2 separate regions of the Homo sapiens genome follow, and region 1 is linked to region 2. Evidence: chromatin contacts called from ENCODE Hi-C or POLR2A ChIA-PET data. All regions are on one chromosome and are shown on one strand. The core of a region is the stretch at or near the end of the contact, and the rest is flanking DNA. Distances in the headings are between cores, read along the strand shown. Region 1 has its middle 93 kb from the start of ZC3H12C. Region 2 overlaps LOC105369484 (a long non-coding RNA gene).

The links. A loop is a pair of places that touch in the nucleus more often than their neighbours do. ChIA-PET counts read pairs that join two places held with the same protein, here RNA polymerase II (POLR2A). Pooled maps may share reads with other maps.
Region 1: a map with no recorded cell type shows a loop between it and region 2 (8-fold over the local background). The contact joins two enhancer-like sites. A Hi-C loop is called at or near these places in 11 of 168 maps with a recorded cell type or tissue (CD14-positive monocyte, Caco-2, GM12878 and 8 more), 33 of 37 single-sample maps with no recorded cell type and 19 of 50 pooled maps. POLR2A ChIA-PET finds 5 or more read pairs at or near these places in 3 of 52 experiments (GM12878, MCF 10A and Panc1).

What each region holds. Positions count from the first base shown.
Region 1 is chr11:109,998,445-110,001,878 of GRCh38, reverse strand. No RefSeq gene overlaps it. Among named protein-coding and RNA genes, the nearest start is that of ZC3H12C, 93 kb to the left of the region's middle. Within about 2 kb of position 1,763, at least 5 of the 41 ENCODE cell types and tissues checked have a DNase peak (open chromatin) inside an H3K27ac peak, as active enhancers do.
Region 2 is chr11:109,955,226-109,958,426 of GRCh38, reverse strand. The region is part of intron 1 of LOC105369484 (a long non-coding RNA gene); the gene reads right to left. Among named protein-coding and RNA genes, the nearest start is that of LINC02715, 130 kb to the right of the region's middle. Within about 2 kb of position 1,951, at least 3 of the 41 ENCODE cell types and tissues checked have a DNase peak (open chromatin) inside an H3K27ac peak, as active enhancers do.

The sequences.
Region 1 (3,434 bases), core at 514-3,013, 44 kb before region 2:
CTTCCCCATTTTAGGAAAGTGCTCCCTCATGTCAGTATAACCCTAGGGCTGCTATTGAGAAACTGGGCAGGTGGCACACTGAGTTGCTGCAGAGTTTTCTGATGTACCCACAGGCTTGCTTCTTCTGCCCTGTCCCTGTAGCCTCTGACCTGTGGCTCTGTCTGGTCTACTGCTCACCCTCACCTCTTGCCCTCATTTCTCATTATTCAGGATTGCTGGTGATACTTATAAAGATTTGCTTAACTTCTTACTGCACTGCACCACTTCCAGAGTGGGAAAACCAGAGGGGGCTTTCAGTGAGAGCTTTTGATCTTGTTTCACCTTTGCTTTAATCTTCCCAGTTTATAAGATGTTGGCAACATCACTTACTCTCAGCACTGAAACTTTGTTCCAGTATTTTACTTTTATAATTTTGTCTGTTTCCGGGAGAAGGATTTGAAACAGACCTGTCACTTCCCTTGGAATTCAAGAGATTACAGAGAATTCTGCATAAATTGCAAATTTTGCATTTCATTTCCTTCTTAAGAATCAAAACACCCAAGTCACTTGATAAAACTTCTTTACCGATTTTTCTTCAGGTCACTCTCAGCATGTGGCTCAGCTCGTTCATTTTTCAGTTGATTCATATTAGCTTCCTTTGGATTTGTCCCCTGAATTTGAAGATGCTTCTTTTGTGAGGCCTATTGCCCAAAATGCTCTGACCACAACCACTCTGGAGGAGTGGGGTTCGTGCCTGAGGGAAAGAAAGGAGAGTAATTGCAGGGAGTAGAAGTGCTTGCATCCACCCTTATCCCTGGGCCACTGTCGGGTAGTGGCTGATAGACTGTAGAGACATCAATTATTTGGATTGGCCTCACTCCACGCTCTCAGTGATCCAGGCCACATCTCTTACTCTCTTACAGACACAATTTATTTTTGTAGATAATCTCTGGCAAAATGTTACTTTTTTGGCTTTGCTGTGCCCTTGAGAGTGCTATTGGGTATCTTTCTCCATCCATCAGGTAATTAATACCCAAAAAGGCAAACAAATCTTAAATATAGTTGGGAAGATAAATCTACTGCAAACAATAATGTTAGAATATAAAAGTGAATATACAGGATTTTTAGATTATCTTCCCTGTTGCCCATTATTGTTACCATAGATGATGAGTTGACTCTAACAGTGTGGACTGTATATCTGTAATTCCTCACCCTATTCCTTAAGTAAATCCCTTATTGAAATGATTTTATATACATTTCCGCTGCTTTCCACCTAACACCTTAGCTGTCTTTTCGAGTGTTATCTTTAAACCATTCCTACTAAATGAGATTTAGACTTTGAACATTATATATTTATATCATCTTTTTAAAGCTTTTTTATAGAAAAAGTATGCATTCTGATTTACTTTGTAAGGACTTCGAGTGATGTCCTTATTTAGAACATTTCCGTTTCTTTCTGACATTTACTAAGCTGTTAGAGAAAACTGATGAGCATAACTTGCTGTCTTCAAGTTACATCAGTTTTTTAGGGAGTTGAATGAGAATACATTAAACTTATTTTTAGAATGTTCCTTTTTATAAATGTATCATGTACGTCATACAGGCTTAGCAACCCCACTAATGTGGGAAGTGAGCATGTCAGATATTACTCCCTTTGCACGGTCAGGCTTAACCGAACTTAGAGAGGGCGATAGGGAACCACTGAAGAAAACTCCAAGTAATACAAGTAGTGGTATTTATAAACCTCTGAGTCAATAATGATTCAGCACTGAAGTACCCTGCTAAGGAGACTGTTTGGTTAAAGTGACATTGGTGTGAAATTAAAGCTGAGAACATTTGCAGTTCTTGTTTGACATTGTGGATATTTGGCACTGTGAGTAGGTAAAACATTTGGTATAAGGCCATTTTACTCTAGAATCATTTGTGTAACTCTTCACAAACTTGAAAAACAAACTTGCCTTCATAGATTCTTCCTCCCAGTTTTTAAAATATTAAAAACGGAAAAAAGACATCCTGCTTAAGTTCATTTAAAATTAAAATTAGATATCTAATTAGATTAAAAAACAGGATTAGCATTTTACAGGATTGGCATTTACTTTATGCCAGACTCATTACAATTACATGCTGTTGGTCTTACAATACCCATTTTACACATTATGAAGCTAAGGATTAGAGAGGTTAAAAGCCTTCTGAAAGTAACATAGCCACTGAATAATTTTCAGTCAAGATTCAAACTCAGGTCTTTGCTGTCAGACAGACCCAAATTCTCTACCCCAAGCTGCCTCCTGTGGCAAAAAGAAGGGAATTGCCATATTTAACTAGGCCACGTCAAATGAGCCAAACTTCCAAATTCAACTTGCGTTTCAAGTAAACTCCCTAAAATTTTAATTGCTAAATGATGGAGGTAACATTAGAAATGGTTTTAAAATTTTGGAGGATAAAAGCTTGATGTAAATGAAGGTGAAACATGTCTATCTTTGGCTTGATATTGGTAAAATTATAACCTCCAATTTTCATTCTTTTTTTCTTTAGAATTTTTGAAGACAGATTCAGGTCAAATTTGTCAGATTGGTGATGATTGCCAAATGTATATTTGAGAATCTTTCTTTCAGAATGACACTGGAATATGATGAGCTTCCTTAGTAGAATATGTGGGGGACCAAGTATTCAGGATTATTCCCTCAGTTGGCAATGTGAGGACAGACTGTACCAAGGATTTTGGAAGGCTTAGAAATACTCAGGCTCAGCAACAGTTTGCAAAGCAGTGTGTTCTTCCAACTGCCCCGGGGCGGGACTCTGCATAATGCAGCCCCCATCCCTCCAGAGAAAATCTGGCTCCTTGAATAACTGGACCATTTGTATTGCTGGCCAAGGTGAATTTGCGGAGAGAGAGAGAGAGGACTGCAGAAATATTGCATTGTGTCTTTTCAGCATGGAGAGTCCTGAGAGCTGCAGAAAGCAAATGTCAGAGAACAAAGCCACACATGTCTGGGTTCACAGAGTGATACATCATTTATCAATCTATATATTAATTTATTTGGGGGTCACAGGATGGCCAACTTTTTATTTTTCAGTTAAGAACATTAAAAAAACCCTACTATCTACTATCATTTCATGAAAGAAATGCTACTTTAAATCTAAAAAGAGGAAGGATATCATATCAGAATAAAGAACAAACTTTTAGATGGAATAGATGTAGCTTCATTAAAAACTCACTCTATTGCACTTATCTCTAATTTTTCTCAGCCTGCTGGAACTATGCCACGGATCAGCACTGCCTACAGACTGTTGTCTGACAATCCCTGAATGGGAAGCAATTTGAAACCAAACATGAGTTCTAGAACTTTAATCCACTCATCAGATCTGAGGGAAGTCTTGAAAAATATGTGCTTTCCAAAAAAGCAGCCTGGGCTTGGTGCAGTGGCTCACACCTATAATCCCTCCTATAATCCCTG
Region 2 (3,201 bases), core at 702-3,201:
CGATTGCAAATTAATACTGAATTCATTAGCGCTGAGGGAATGCAGGGCAGAAGAGGGAGTGGGAACATCTGTAGAAATCAGAAGCCCTAATTACCAGGCTTCTGTTCCATACAAGGCAATGATGAGAACAGCGGTAGTTGTGGGAGTCTATGCTGATTTCCCTTTCACCATCGACATATTGTGGCATTATGAATAATTTAAAAAATCTGCCTGGGTCATTTTCTTAATCTCCGTGACTCCGTATCTCATATGTAAAGTTGGGTTAACATTCTCTCTTTCATCCAGTATGATTATGGGCTTTTAATTAATGTTAAAATGCTCTTTTTTTGCATTCACATGCAAAAGGAGTTATTAAATTTTGGTGCCAAATATTATGATGGTAATGAGAACTCGCTCACCAATATCTCATTACATGTGCAACTTTTTCCCTTAATTTACTGCATAAATCACCCATGGCTACACACAGTATTATCCCTATAGCCAGAACAGCTTCTTTCATCTTTTAGATATCTCATGTTGAAACCAAGAAATACAAGCTAGAAAAAGCTGAGTCTTATTTTAAAAGTTCCCAGAAGGCATTTGTTTTATGTGGTGAGCATAATGATTGCTTACAATAAAAAAGCCTTGAAAGGTCTCACTTGTTCTAAGATTATTCATGCAGCAATTATGCTATTGATGTCAATTTGTTTTTATGATAATATAAACTATTCTGAACCCACTCAACAGTGCATAGTATAATGCTTGCAATCTTCCCCATGACCTCTCTTGCTAAGATACCTATTCACTTCCTTGATTAGAGAAAACCAAGGAATATAGGCATTTTAAAAACAGATAAAAGTTTTGATCATTTGAAATCTAAAAATGAATCAGAACTTGTAATTTTAAAGTGAATAATCACAAAAGAGAGAAATAGCTGGGTACTCTGACTTATATTCTAGATGACGTTATGTATCACAGTACAAATATTGTCCAAGTGAGCTCCCCTAAATTGTGTGTGTGACATAAAGGGAGGGGAACTTGTATTTATTTTGTAGCTTGCCAAGAGCAAAAGGCTGTCTCAACTTAAATTTTGGACATCTTAAGTTTGTTCATCTTAAATTTGGCTTTGGATTGCTATAGGTTTTCGGGTAACTATTCATATTTCAAATGATGTTATTATTTTGCTTCCGAAGGTTCTTACGTGTTTCTGTAGAATAGGTAACATATTAACGTATTTCACTTTAAAAACAGTAATTGTGGTTACTTTGCCTGCGTGAGTCTATATGTAAACGTGTTTGAAATAGTTATTGAAAGAAGATGTGCTCCCTGATCTTAATGAGGTTAAATCTCACTCTTGTTTCACTGTTTCAAATTTTATTATGATCTTAAATTAAGGTTATATTCACATGGACAGAGCAAAAATTCACCACTGGCATATCTATTTGATGCTGTCAGCCATGTTCACAGCCAGTCTGCAAAATTCATTAGTTATTATGTAAAAGGTGCTTTTAATCCTCAGTAGCAGGATTCTTTCCTTATTTACTTTCCTTTTGCCTTGTAGATATAATTTGAGCAAATAATTTGAAGATGGGTAAATAGAAGTTTGACTGAAGCTGATGAAAGTAAGCACATTGATTAATATTCTTATCATTTTTATAAACTGCATTACAGAAATACATAATTTCTGTAAAATAAAATGTAAAAACAGGCATGGAAGTCAGGGCAAAGGCATATGACTAGAGAAAAGTAAAATGAAACCAAATGTGAGGTGACACCTGGAAGGCAGCCTGTTCCTTTAACACACACAAGCACTCATTCAGGCTAAACAGTGTACACACTCATTTCCAGGTGGGCCACACTATTTAGTTCTATATTTTTAGTAGCCCATGAAATGAGGGGAAAGTGGGTTGGGGGAAATGGGCTAAATGTATAGAGTTGAAATTAAGTATGCTTGTGTAATGGCTCTATTGTTCTCTAAAGTGAGCTGTTCAAAGAACAAAATTTTAAAATTCACTTACCTCTGTAAGTTTCAGAAAGGAGGGAAGTGGTGTAGCTGATCATCTGAAAATATCAGATGATATAGCATAGTCCTATTTTTAGCTCTGAAATGCAACCATGGGACTTTAAAACAACATCCAGTATCTTTTGTTAGAGATGCCACAACCAGTCACGACTGGCTGGCACTGCAGAAAACAGAAAGTTATGGCAAAGGGAATTACTGTTGAGAGCAAAGAACTGGGGGAAAGGCGTCATGCAGTCATTGATGGCTGGTGGGTTCGCTCCAGTGGTACAAGAGTTTTGTGTGTGCTTAAAAATCAGAAGCAGCCACATGTATTCAACCTGTGTTTTTCATCATCAATGACTATGGGTGAAAGTGCTCTTGATTTTGAATGCTCACATGTCTGGGTGCCTTTGGAAATGTGCAATCTTGTCTTGGCCCTTTTAGTGACTGGCTTTGTAGTCCTGAGATAATTGCTTCCTATTTCATCGTCTATTTCCTCTCAATACAACGTGAATTAGATGGCCTTCGAAGACCCTTCCAGGACCAAAACTTTAAGCAGGTCCCACAAACCTCACACATATAAACACGATTCTTTTTTTAAACACCTCTACAGTTGAATTCAAGTAGCCCCTATTTCAATAACAGTGAGAGAGAAAAAAAAATAAATCAAATCAAGTAAACAAACAATAAACAAATTAACCTTGTCACTTTGATTTTCTTCTGGTTTAGAATTTAGTCTTTCGGTGTAATTACCAAGAATTTAAATTTTGTTGATTCAAAATTCAGGTTGTCAGGGGTGTCCTTTTCTCTCAAGGGCTCCTGTAACTCCTTGCCCCTGCTCTCCTGGATGTTTCCCTCCTCCTTTTTGTCCTGCTTTACTGCTGATGAAACTGGAGCGTTCCCTGACCCCCCCTAGCAGGACATGCAACAGGGGTGTAGCTTGTCTGTTTGGCACTGTGCATACTCAAACTCCTTACAGGAGGGGGAGCATGCAGATGGGCAGGTGCAGGAGCCGGACCGAGCACCCCTGGGCCCAGGCCCCATGGCAGTGTCTGTGGGTGGGATCCTGCAACCCCCAAAGCCCAAGTGGGCCTGTGTTACAGTGTGCTCTTTTAGCCTTGCTGTCCACGGATGGCTTAAGTGTTAACCAGCTCAGTGCCCTCTTCGTACCTAGGTCTTTGTCTGGTGTCCAGGAAGAATTGGGTCATATATAAACCTGA